3 separate regions of the Homo sapiens genome follow, and all the other regions are linked to region 3. The links are chromatin contacts, found by Hi-C or POLR2A ChIA-PET in ENCODE. All regions are on one chromosome and are shown on one strand. The core of a region is the stretch at or near the end of the contact, and the rest is flanking DNA. Distances in the headings are between cores, read along the strand shown. Region 1 holds the start of UBALD1 (UBA like domain containing 1). Region 2 holds the start of NMRAL1 (NmrA like redox sensor 1). Region 3 holds the start of TRAP1 (TNF receptor associated protein 1).

Evidence for each region. A loop is a pair of places that touch in the nucleus more often than their neighbours do. ChIA-PET counts read pairs that join two places held with the same protein, here RNA polymerase II (POLR2A). Pooled maps may share reads with other maps.
Region 1: a map of B cell shows a loop between it and region 3 (14-fold over the local background). The contact joins the promoter of UBALD1 here to the promoter of TRAP1 in region 3. A Hi-C loop is called at or near these places in 1 of 168 maps with a recorded cell type or tissue (B cell), 2 of 37 single-sample maps with no recorded cell type and 8 of 50 pooled maps. POLR2A ChIA-PET finds 5 or more read pairs at or near these places in 1 of 52 experiments (CD8-positive, alpha-beta T cell).
Region 2: a map with no recorded cell type shows a loop between it and region 3 (22-fold over the local background). The contact joins the promoter of NMRAL1 here to the promoter of TRAP1 in region 3. A Hi-C loop is called at or near these places in 2 of 37 single-sample maps with no recorded cell type and 8 of 50 pooled maps. POLR2A ChIA-PET finds 5 or more read pairs at or near these places in 1 of 52 experiments (activated naive CD4-positive, alpha-beta T cell).

The regions. Positions count from the first base shown.
Region 1 is chr16:4,613,068-4,617,251 of GRCh38, forward strand. It overlaps UBALD1 (UBA like domain containing 1), which reads right to left and starts at 1,821. Exons shown (of 3, transcript NM_145253.3): 1 at 1,611-1,821. The coding sequence starts at 1,730. RefSeq lists silencers at 1,002-1,171, 1,252-1,361, 1,402-1,501, 1,842-2,081, 3,325-3,554 and enhancers at 2,033-2,605, 2,606-3,177, 3,015-3,274.
Region 2 is chr16:4,472,044-4,476,018 of GRCh38, forward strand. It overlaps NMRAL1 (NmrA like redox sensor 1), which reads right to left and starts at 2,582. Exons shown (of 6, transcript NM_020677.6): 1 at 2,511-2,582; 2 at 2,050-2,123. The coding sequence starts at 2,089. It also overlaps a transcript of HMOX2 not described here.
Region 3 is chr16:3,716,043-3,719,903 of GRCh38, forward strand. TRAP1 (TNF receptor associated protein 1) reads right to left here and starts at 1,482. Exons shown (of 18, transcript NM_016292.3): 1 at 1,379-1,482. The coding sequence starts at 1,466. RefSeq lists silencers at 1,083-1,202, 1,223-1,832.

The sequences.
Region 1 (4,184 bases), core at 571-3,070, 900 kb after region 3:
TTCCCACCGGACACCTACCTGCCCAGCCCCAGGCAGCGAGGGAACCCTGCGTGCAGATGTGTAACTGCCATGAATGCGGTTTTGCAAGTTTTGCCACATCCAGCCCCTGACACAAACAGGGCTGATGAGGGCTGTGGAGACCAGGAGGGAAGCAGGGAGCTTCCTCCGGGTGGGGCTGCCTTGGGGCACAGGGGGCAGTAAGCTGGCCAACAGAAGCTGACTCATGCCCCCCAACCCCACCATACAGATGTGGAAACTAAGGCCAGAGGGACAGAGCAGCCTCCCACGTCCTGGGGTGAACACCACACAGGATCAGTGGCCTCCGCGACGGCTGGTAGGAGGGAAGTAGGCAAGGAGAGAGGGATGTACTCATCTGGATGGGATGGCCACTGCCTTCCCAGACTGTCCCAAGCTTGGGACATTCTGATCCCCCTGCAGTCCCCAGGAAGCGGAGCCTCAGAGTCCTCTGGCTTCTAGTCCCTCCTGCAGGCCCTGGGATGGCTCCTCATGGAGAAACCAGGTTCCCAGTCCCCGGCTGGGCACAGATGGTACCGGGATGGCTGAGGCCATGACCCTACCCCTGTGAGGGGCACAGCTCAAAGGGCTCTGGCCTCATCCCCTGATACCAACCACCATGGGGTTAATCCTGGGGTCGGTGAATTAGGGAAAGCCAGGTAGCCTCTGGGCAGCACAAGCCAGGAGCACTACTGTCCTATGGGTTAGGAGAGGCCCGGGGGAGTGGGTGCCAGACCGGGGCAGCATCACCTCCTACCCAGCTAGCCCGAAAGCTGGTGAACCGTGTGCACCCTCCCCATTGCACCGGTAAAGGGACAGATGCCCCTGCCAGCCCCAGGAGAGCACCTAGTCGCGCACACGGAGTCCCCAGGCACACCTCTGAAGGGGATACACGCTCATCCCTGTGGTGTAGTGTGGGGCTCCGACACGCCACCCCTACACTCCAGGCCGTGTACACACATCACACCGTGCCGGGCACGGGCGGCATCTGCACACCCGCCACATGTGTACGCGTTGATCACACACCAAACGCACCAGGGGGCTGCGCGTTCACACGCGCGCCAACGTGCCCGCAGGTCCGCCACCTCCCCGGTGCCCGGCCGACGCCGTGGCGCGGTGCGTGCGTAAACACAAATGCACATGGACGTGTGCGCACGCCGCCGACCGCCCACCAGGCACGCGGACCCTCGGACCACTCGCCCGGAGCGGCTCCGCCCTCCGGCCCAGCTCTGCCGAGGCCTGGGGCGTCCTCCTTCCGGCCGCCCGCCCGACTGTCCGTCTGCACCGCGGGGCCGCCCGGCCCTCGGCCGTTACCCGGACAAAAGGGGTGGGGGGGGTCCCCGTCTCGATCCCGGGGGACTCGCGGCCCCGCGGGGGCGGCGTATCCCCGACCGGTGGCCCGGTTCCCACCTCCGCCCGCCGCGAGCCCTTGGGATCCGGACGCCGGGCACCGCCGTCGGGAAAGCGGGTCGGGTCTGCGGCCCGGAGGGGGCGCACAGCCGGCACGCGTCCACGCCGTCCGCCCCCGCCCGGCGGCCACGCGGGACACACTCCGCCCGTGGCCCCGGCCCTCGCCCGGCTCCGGCGCCGCGCACCTCGAACTGCCAGTGGGCCGCCTGCAGCAGTTGCTTCGCCTGGTCGGCCGCGCAGCCCGCCGTCAGCACGAACTGGTTGATCATGACCTGGTGCTTGAGCTCGTCCATGTTCACGGACATGGCGCCGCCGCGCTGCCCGCTCCGGCCTCCCTCCTCCGCCCGCGCCTCCGCCTCACGCGTCCACCATTAGCGAGCCGGCTCCGGCTAATACAAATATTTACTGTGCGGCTCTGACTCACCGCGCCTCGCCTCGCTCCGCCGGCGCCGCGGCATGCTGGGATATGTAGTCCCCACGGTGCGCCGGGCGCCCCGGGGGAGCGGGGCCGGCACCCTAGGGGACGCGAAGCCCGGGAAGGGGCGTGTCTGAGCACCGAGCGCCCGCTGTGCGGATGTCCGGGCCGTAACCCGAGCCGGGCGCGTCCACGTCGTCCTCGTTGCTCTCGGTGGCACCCGTGCCCCTGCTCTGGCACGGATGGGGGTCCGCTGGCGGGGGCCACGTCTGTGCATGGGCGCAAATGCCTGACCACAGGATCTTGGCCAAGGCCTGGGGACCGTGTCTGAACTGTGAGCGCCTACTGTGTGTGGATGCCCGGGCCGTGACCAGGGTTGGGGGAGTCCACGTCGCCCTCGTTGCTCTGGGTGGCACCCGGCCCCTGCTCTGGCACGGATGGAGGTCCGCAGGCGGGGGCCTCAGGTTCGTGCATAGGCGTTTTTGCCAAGGCCCAGGAACGGTGTCTGAAAACTGAGTGCCTAATGTGTGCAGGCGCCTGAGCTGGGACCAGAGCCAGTCACGTCCACGTCGCCCTCGTTGCTCTCGGTGGCACCCACGCCCCTGCTCTGGCGGGAATTAGGAGCCCAGAGGCCGGGGCCACAGATCTGTGCATGGGCGCAAACGCCAGGCCACAGACGTCTTTGCCATGCCCCGGGGACTGTGACTGAACGCTAAGTGCCTACTGTGCGCAGCTGTCCAGACCGTGACCAGAGCCAGGCACGTCCATGTCGCCCTCATTGCTCTCGGTGGCACCCGTGCCCCTGCTCTGGCACGAATTGGGGTCCCAAGGTGGGGCATACAGATCTGTGCATGGGCGCAAACGCCGGGCCACAGGCGTCTTTGCTAAGACCTAGGGACCCTGAACCCCTCTGTGATTGGCATCGCTCTGTGTTAAATAGTAGGCACGCCCTTAAGAGAGGGGTCTCTAGGAATTTTGGCCCAAATCGGCTGGTCTAGGCTGAAAGGCCCGGCACACTGTAGGCGCCGACAAATACTCGTTCAGTGAATGAATGAATGAGCCACTTAAAAGCTCCGCCGCACGTCACCGCCTATAGCTAGCCTCCTAGCTCTCCTCACTCAATCTCTCATCGCCCACTCGTGGCATGGGTCCTTCCTAGCCTGGCTCTGGGCCTGCCCCACTGTAGCCCCATGACCCTCTGGACGGCGCCTGGGACAGGCTGGCGGGGCCAGCAGCCTCTGGTGCTTCGGGGTCCCCCTCCCAGCAGTTCTCCCGCTTTCCCACGCAAAATCTCGTGCTCTTTGCCGGAAATCTCGGCCCTTAGCGGGCGGGCGCCAAGGCCCGGCAGAGCCAGTTCCGGAGCGGCCCCAAACTCCCTTTCCCAGAATGCCTCGGTTTATTTGCATCGTTTGGTCCCGGTGACGTCAGCTGAGTGAGGTCGTGCCTCGACCAATGGACAGCCTCGGGGTGTTAGGACCTGGCCATATAAGGTAAACAAAGCTGGTCGCCCAATGAAGAGGCGGCGGGGGCGGGCGCTGGGCCGGGGAGGCCGGGGGCGGAGCCGGGGGCGGGGCGACCGGGCGGTGTTTACAGACCGGCACATGGCGCTTCCGGTTGACGTTGCTGACAGCTAGTGAGGCTTTAGCCCGCTTCGAGCGCCCGGGGGCGGTAAGGCGCGATCATAGCAGCTCTAGGTGACCTTGGTCCGGCTCCTTGCGCCCCCTGGCCCCAGCCTCCTTCGTTGAGACACTATTTGTTGAGTCTTTCCTCTTTTCCTGGCCCTGACCTAGCGTGGGGCGACAGAAGAGCAATAGCCGGGTGGGGGCTGTGAGAACGGCTGGGGTTGGGAGCGAATTTCGGAAACCCGGAGGACGAGTATAGCCTTGCAAGATGGAAAATGCCCTCCCGGGCTGGCGCGGTGGCCTGTAATCCCACCTACTCGGGGTCCGAGGAGGGAGGATTGCCTAGGCCCAGGACTTTGAGAACACGCCTCTACAGAGATTTACATTTTAAGAAAATTAGCTGAGTTCGGGTCGGGCGCAGTGGCTCACGCCTGTAATCCCAGCACTTTGGGAGGCCGAGGCTGGCGGATCACCTGAGGTCAGGAATTCGAGACCAGCCTGACCAAAACGGCGAAACCCGTTCTCTACTAAAAATACAAACACTAGCCGGGCGTGGTGGCAGTCGCCTGTAATCCCAGCTACTCCAGAAGCTGAGGCAGGAGAATCGCTTGAACCCAGGAGGCGGAGGTTGCAGTGAGCCGCGATCGCGCCACTGCCCTGCAGCCTGGGCCACAGAGCAAGACTCTGTCTCAAAAAAAAAAACCAAAAAACAAAGCAACAAC
Region 2 (3,975 bases), core at 1,332-3,831, 760 kb after region 3:
CAGCCTGGGCAACAGAGCAAGACCCTGACTCAGAAAAAAGTGTACACCAATGTTCCATGGCAGCATTATTCATAATAGCCAAAAAGTGGAAATAAATCAAGTATCCATCCACTGACGAATGGACAAACAGAATATAGTCTATCCATACGGTGGAATATTACTCAGCCATAAAAATAAGTAAAGCTGTCAGGAGTTCGAGACCAGCCTGACCAACATGGTGAAACCCCGTCTCTACTAAAAAATACAAAATTAGCTGGGTGTGGTGGTGCACACCTGTAATCCCAGCTACTTGGGAGGCTGAGGCAGGAGAATTGCTTGAACCCGGGAGGCAGAGGTTGCAGCGAGCAGAGATCACACCATTGCACTCCAGCCTGGGCAACAAGAGAGAAACTCTGTCTTAAAAATAAAAAAGTAAAGTTGGCCGGGCGCGGTGGCTCAAGCCTCTAATCCCAGCACTTTAGGAAGCTGAAGTGGGCAGATCACCTGAGGTCAGGAGTTTGAGACCAGCCTGGCCACATGGCAAAACCCCATCTCTATTAAAAATACAAAAATTAGCCAGGCATGGTGGCTCACGCCTGTAGTCCCTGCTACTCAGGAGGGTGAGACAGGAGAATCGCTTGAACCCGAGTGGCAGAAGTTGCAGTGAGCAGAGATCACGCCACTGCACTGCTGCCTGGGCAACAGAGCGGGACTCTGTCTCAAAAAAAAAAAAAAAAAGAGTAAAGCCCGGACACACACTACAACATGAACAAACCTTGAAAACATGCTAACTGAAGAAGCCAGAGAGAAAAGGCTACATATTATGATTTTATTCATATGAAATGTCCCGAATAGACAAATCCATAGAAACCAAAAGTAGATTGGAGCTTTCTAGGGGTTGGCTGGGAGGAGTAAGAATGGGGAGTAACTGTTCACGGGTTCATGGAGTTCTTTTTTTTTTTTTTTTTTTTGAGATCAGGTCTCACTCTGTTGCCCAGGCTGGAGTGCAGTGGCACAATCAGGTCACTGCAGCCTTGACCTGCTGGACTCAGGTGATCCTCCCACCTCAACCTCCTAGGTAGCTATAGGTGCATGACACCACGCCCCACTAATTTTTGTATTTTTTTGTAGAGACGAGATTTTGCCCTGTTGTTCAGGCTGGTCTCAAACACCTCAGCTCAAGCGATCTGCCCATTTGGTCCAACTAAAGTGCTGGGATTACAGGGTTGAGCCACTGCACCTGGGCCAGAGTTTCTTTTTGGAGTGATGGAAATTTTCTAAAATTGATTGTGGTGATGGTTGTACAATTCTATGAATACACTAGAAACCAGTGAGTTGCACACTTTAAACAGGTAGATTGTATAGTACGTGAATTATATCTCAATAAAGCTGTTAGAGATATTAAATATGTATAAATAAGAAAAAATAGGAATGAAATAATATGCTATCATTTGAAAAAATGATAACATGTTATCTACTCTGGCAGGATATTCAAGAAACTTGGTAACAGCAATAGATGAGGTGGAAGAGGAGGCTAGGAAGAAGATTTAATTTTGGTATCATGTTCAAGTACTCCTATTCAAATAAGTTAAGTAACTCATTTTTTTTTAATTTGGAAAGCAGGTCTGGCGTGGTGGTTCATGCCTGTAATACCTGCACTTTGGGAGGCCGAGGCGGGTCATCACCTGAGGTCAGGAGTTTGAGACCAGCCTGACCAATATGATGAAACCCCGTCTCTACTAAAAATACAAAAATTAGCCGGGCGTGGTGGCATGCCCTTGTAATCCCAGCTACTCGGGAGGCTGAGACAGGAGAATCGCTTCAACCCGGGAGGCAAAGGTTGCAATGAGCCGAGATCGTGCCATCGCACTGCAGCCTGGGTGACAGAGCAAAACTCCGTCCAAAAAAAAAAAAATTGGAAAGCAATTTGGGCCTCGTTCCTGCGACCACAGCCCCAACCTGGGTCGGGGGTCCCAGTGACCTTACCCCTCCCTGCAGACCCCAGGACGGGCGGTCTTCAGGGCTAGGCGCCCTGGCTCTGCAAGGGCCCCAGTCTGGGGTTTGGCTCACCTGTGCCTCCGAAAACCACCACCAGTTTCTTGTCCACCATGAGGACGAGAATGGGACGAATCCGGTCCAGAGATCTGGGGGTAATGGGAGGCGTGGAGTTGGGGGTGGGGCCGGGGTTCCCGCCAGGAGCGACAAAGGACACCCCCATTGTCTATGCATCGAGTATGTGTCGAAGGGGGCGGCTGGGCCCGGAGCGGCAAGACGCCTGTCCCGAGATATCGGGGTCCCGCGACCCACCTCGTGTCCCTTGGGCCCGATCCCCTCCTCCTTCCCGCCTCCCCCGGTTCCAGTCACCCGCCCCCCGGCCCGGGTCCCACCGGCTGGAGTGACCTCCTCGCCGCGGCCTGGGCGGGACAAGTTCCAGGAGCCCGGGACCCCGATTCTGCGGCCGAGTCCACTGCAGAGGCGGGGATGGAGCTGCGCGCTAGGCGCCAACTCCCTCCCCGCAGCTCCGGCCCCACCTGGCAGAGCGCCGCTCACGGAAGCCCAGCGTCGGAGGACCCCTGGCTGCAGCCGCCAATCCCGACGTGTCGGCCGAAACCCCTCCTCCGGCGCAGTTGGCTCCTCCTGGATCCCGCGGGACTCGGCGTCGTTTCCGGGTTTGCCCGCCCCAGGCACGTGCACAGTGAGTTTGTGTAAATCCAGTTAGACCAAAATGAGCGAGGTGGAGAGCCTCTTAACCGGATGCTACGGGTGATGACTGGGAGGAGGAGAAAAATTACCTCTTTATCTTGCATGAACATCTTAATTTTCAGGTATTGGGCGTCAGGCAAAGATAATTAAAGCTATGTCCATGAGTCTTATCCCTTGAGGCCTTGTCCGCTTGATATTTTCTTTGCCTAACTCACTTTTAAAATTTTATTATTTTTATTTTTTTGAGACAGTGTCTTGGTCCGTCGCCCAGGCTGGTGTGCAGTGGCGCGATCTCGGCTTACTGCAACCTCCGCCCCCCGGGTTCAAGAGATTCTCCTGCCTCAGCCTCCCGAGTAGCTGGGATTACAAGCATGTGCCACCAAGCCCGGCTAATTTTTGTATTTTTTAGTAGAGACGGGGTTTCACCAGGTTGACCAGGCAGGTCTCGAACTCCTGACTTAAAGTGATCCACCCACCTCAGCCTCCCAAAGTGCTGGGAGTACAGGTGGGAGCCACCGTGCCCAGCCCTAACTCACTTCTGAAGTTGCTGCTACTTGCACTGATTTCAGTTTTTTTTTGTTTTTGTTTTTTGTTTTCAAGGTGGAGTCTTGCTCTGTGGCCCAGGCTGGAGTGCAGTGGTGGTGCGATCTTGGCTCACTGCAACTTCCGCCTCTTGGGTTCAAGTGATTCTCCTGCCTCAGTTTCCTGAGTAGCTGGGATTACAGGCAGGAGCCACCATGCCCGGCTAAAATTTTTTTGTATTTTTGGTAGAGACGGGGTTTCAACATGCTGGCCAGGCTGGTCTCGAACTGCTGACCTCAAGTGATCTTCCCGCCTCAGGCTCCCAAAGTGCTGGGATTACAGACATGAGCCACCACACCCGGCCCACGATTTCAGTAATTTCTTTGTGTTCAGTAAAACTAAAAAATGACTCTGGGCTGGGTGCGGTGGCCTGTAATTGCAGTGATTTGGGAGGCCGAGGCGGGTGGATCACCTGAGCTCAGGAGTTCGAGACCAGCCTGGCCAACATGGTGAAACCCCCGTCTCTACTAAAAATACAAAAATTAGCCGGGCGTGGTGGCAGGCGCTTGTAATCCCAGCTATTCGGGAGGTTAAGGCAGGAGAATCGCTTGAACCCGGGAGAAGGGGGTTGCAGTGAGCCGAGATCACGTCATTGCACTCCAGCCTGGGCGACGAGCAAAACTCGGTCTCAAAAAAAGAAAAATCATTCTGTCATTCTGGCCGCTGTTTGAAGAATGCGAATAATGCAACAGGGAGATCAGATACAAGACT
Region 3 (3,861 bases), core at 232-2,731:
AGTAGAGACAGGGTTTCACCATGTTGGCCAGGCTGGTCTTGAACTCCTGATCTGCCCACCTCAGGCTCCCAAAGTGCTAGGATTACAGGCGTGAGCCACCGCGCCCGGCCACAAGGTATCTTTTATAGACCACTGGTTTTGAAAAGACATAAGATTCAGCGTTGAAGAAAATACCTTTGGAATAGGCAGTCTTGATGCCTGCTAAAGGGGATATAAATTGATAAGGCCTTTTTGGACAATTTGGCAGTATCTGCTAACATTTCAAAAATGCATAGGCTCTGAAATATCAATTCTAAAATTCTAATTATGTAAGGCTAAAGAAATACCGCACGTGAACAAATATTTAAGTACTCACCCATTCTATGCAGCATTGTAATAAAAAGTAAAACCTGAAATAACCTTTATTGCGTCCACTAATAGGACAATGTTTAAACAAATGACACGTCCATCATACAGAATACTGTGTGGTCACTGGAAGGCACATGGACCTGTATACACTGACATGAAAAGATGTGGAAAGAATGCTGGGAGCGTTAAAATTTTCTGAAGTACAACGTAGCACAATGCATACATGGTTTAGGCTTTTTAGAATAAAAAATACTTATACGCAGACATTTATATTTACACGTATAACACTGTGTACAGCCCCGAAGCAATGCCGAAACTTTCACTGTTGTTACCTCCGAGTGGGGACTGGGAAAGCAGAGGTTAGGGTCGTTCTCTCTGTTTTACAAACATTTATTGGCGCATCCATCAATTCCAGGCCCCGAGGACACAGCTGCGTCAACGACATCGAGTCCACCTGCTCTGGGGACCCGGATGACTGCTATAGGTTTTGTTCACTGTGGCGTCCCCAGAACCTGCACGGCGCCGGGCACTGAGCGGGCGCTCACATGTGCGTCCAATGAACGAATTAACAAATGAACCCTCAGTGCGCTACTGGGAGGCGGGGAGGGGTAAAGCACGATCCATGGAACTAGCACGATCACCCCGAGTGAGTCCATTCCCCGCAACATGCACCCGCAAAGACTCCGCGCTCCGCAGCGGCTCCACCTGCACGTGCGCTACCTGACTGGACCGAAGCTCCAGGAGGGACGACCCCGCAGCCGCTCCGCCCGACCCCGCGACCCCCCAAGACCCAGCCTCCTTCAGGGCTCCCATGGGCGGGTGGCGAGGGGAGTCCAGCCGAGGAAAAGGCAGCCAAGCTGGAGCTGGCGAGGAGCGGAGCGAAAGTAAACGCGTCTGCCGCGCTTGGCCTCGCCGGACCTCCCACGCCTGTGAAGCAGGTGCCGGCGCCTCGCTCCCCGGAGCACAGGGACGTCCCTGCCGTCTCCGTGGCCCGGCCCGCCCGCTGCCCGTCCAGCCAGGACGCCCTCACCTCCCGGCACGGCCGCCAGCGCCGGCGCCCGCAGCAAAGGCCGCAGGCGGCGGCCCCACAGCAGCAGCGCCCGCAGCTCGCGCGCCATGTCGTACTCCCAGAGCGCCGCGCGCAGCCACGCGGGACCGTACACGATGGGAAGGGGCGGGACGGGGCTGCGCGGGGCGGGGCTTCCTCGGGCGCGGGGCGGTGACGTCACGGCGGGCGCCGGGCTGTCCGGGCAGCTGCCTGCTCGGGCGCGTGGCGGGGTACTACCCGTCTCGTGGACGGTCGGGCCTGGGGGTGGGACCTCCGTGACCTTGGATCGCGTTGTCAAGGGCGACGGGCCTTGCGCGCGGAGGTGGGGGAGGTGGCCCCGCCGCCCCCGGCCCACGCTGGCCGGCTGCGCCTAGCTGTGCGCATTCCTGGAATGGGGCGGATGTCAGTATCCACGCGAGGGTGTGGAGGCGACGCTGGGGAAGAAGCAGTTCCCGTGTCTGCGACCTTTGTGAATCCCGGCCATCCGTCTAGGCCGCTGCAAGTCTCTTGCAAACCAAGACTGGACAAAAAGCTAAAGCGAATGAGGAAGGGGATTCCAGGCTTGACTGGCTACTACTCCAAAACCTGAACCCAGTGACCAATACCACCAGGAAAACTGCGGTTATTCGTTTATTCCACTTCTCTTGTCCTTGTCGAGAAGAGTCAAACTCTAAAGTATTTAGAAGGTTATTCTGAGCCAAATATGAGTGTGCATGGAGGGAGGCACAGTCTCAAAAGGTCCTGAGAACTTGGCCCAAGGTGCTTGGGTTACAGCTTGCTTGGTTTTATACATTTTAGAGAGACATAAGACATCAGTCAATGCATGTAAGACATAGGTTGGTTCCGTGTGGAAAGGCAGGACAACTCAAAGGGTGAAATACTTAGAGGTCATAGGTGGATTCAGATACTTTCTGATTGGCAATTGGTTAAAAGAGTTGAGTTCTGGTTGGGCGCGGTGGCTCACGCCTGTAATCCTAGCACTTTGGGAGGCTGAGGTGGGCGGACTGCCTGCGGTCAGGAGTCCGAGACCAGCCTGGCCAACATGGTGAAAACCCATCATCTCTACTAAGATACAAAAAATTAGCTGGGCAAGGTGGCACGTGCCTGTAGTCCCAGCTCCTGGGGAGGCTGAGGCGGAAGAATAGCGTGAACCCGGGAGGCTGCGGTTGCAGTGAGCCGAGATCGTGCCACTTGCACTGCAGCCTGGGCGACAGAGCTGTGACTCCGTCTCAAAAAAAAAAAAAAAAGAAAACAAAAAAAAGAAAAAAAAGAGTTGAGTTATACAGACCTGGAATCAATAAAAAGAGTGTCTGGGTGAAGATAAGGGGTTGTGGGCACGAGCACGGTGACTCACACCTGTAATCCCAACACTTTGGGATGCCGAGGTGGGCGAATTGCTTGAGGTCAGGAGTTGGAGAGCAGCGTGGGCAACATGGTGAGACCCTGTCTGTACCAAACATACCTGTACCGGATGTGGTGGCGGAGGCCTGTAATCCCAGCTACAAGGGAGGCTGAGGTGGGTGGATTGCTTAAGCCCAGGAGGGAGAGGTTGCAGTGAGCCAAGTTCGTGCCATTGAACTCCAGCTTGGGCAAGAGAGCCACACCCTGTCTCAAAACAAACAAACAAACAAACAAACAAAAAACAGGTTGTGAAGACCAAGGTTCTTATTATGTAGAGGAAGTCTCATAGATGACCACCCTTACAGGTAATAGATGGCAAATGTTTTCGCAAATATTGTTTATTCAGACCGTTAAAAATTCCTAGACCCTCAGGATCAGGAAAAGACCTGCAAAGGTGGCCTGGCATGGTGGCTTACGCATGTAATTCCAGCACTTTAGGAGGCCAAGGTGGTCTTATCACTTGAGGTCAGGAGGTTGAGACCAGCCTGGTCGGCATGGCAAAACCCCATCTCTACTAAAAATACAAAAATTAGGCCAAGAGCAGTGGCTCACGCCTGTAATCCTAGCACTTTGGGAGGCTGAGGCGGGCAGATCACCTGAGGTCGGGAGTTCGAGACCAGCGTGACTGACAGGGAGAAACTCCGTCTCTACTAAAAATACAAAAAATCAGTCAGGCGTGGTGGCGCATGCCTGTAATCCCAGCTACGCAGGAGGTTAAGGCAGGAGAATCGCTGGAACCCAGGAGGTGAAGGTTGCAGTGAGCTGATACCGCACCATTGCACTCCAGCCTGGGCAACAAGAGTGAAAGTCTGTCTCAAAAACAAAAAAAATTACCTGGGTGTGGTGGTGTGCACCTGTGTACAGCTGAGGCTACTCGGGAGGCTGAAGCAGGGGAATCGCTTGAACCCAGGAGGCAGAGATTGCAGTGAGCCAAGATCGCACCACTGCACTCCCACTCCAGCCTGGGCAACAGAACAAGATTCCGTCTCAAAAAAAAAAAAAAGTCCTTTGTAATGTTAACGCTGGTCAGTTGTGCCTCATTTCCAAGGGGTGGAGGGTGTAAT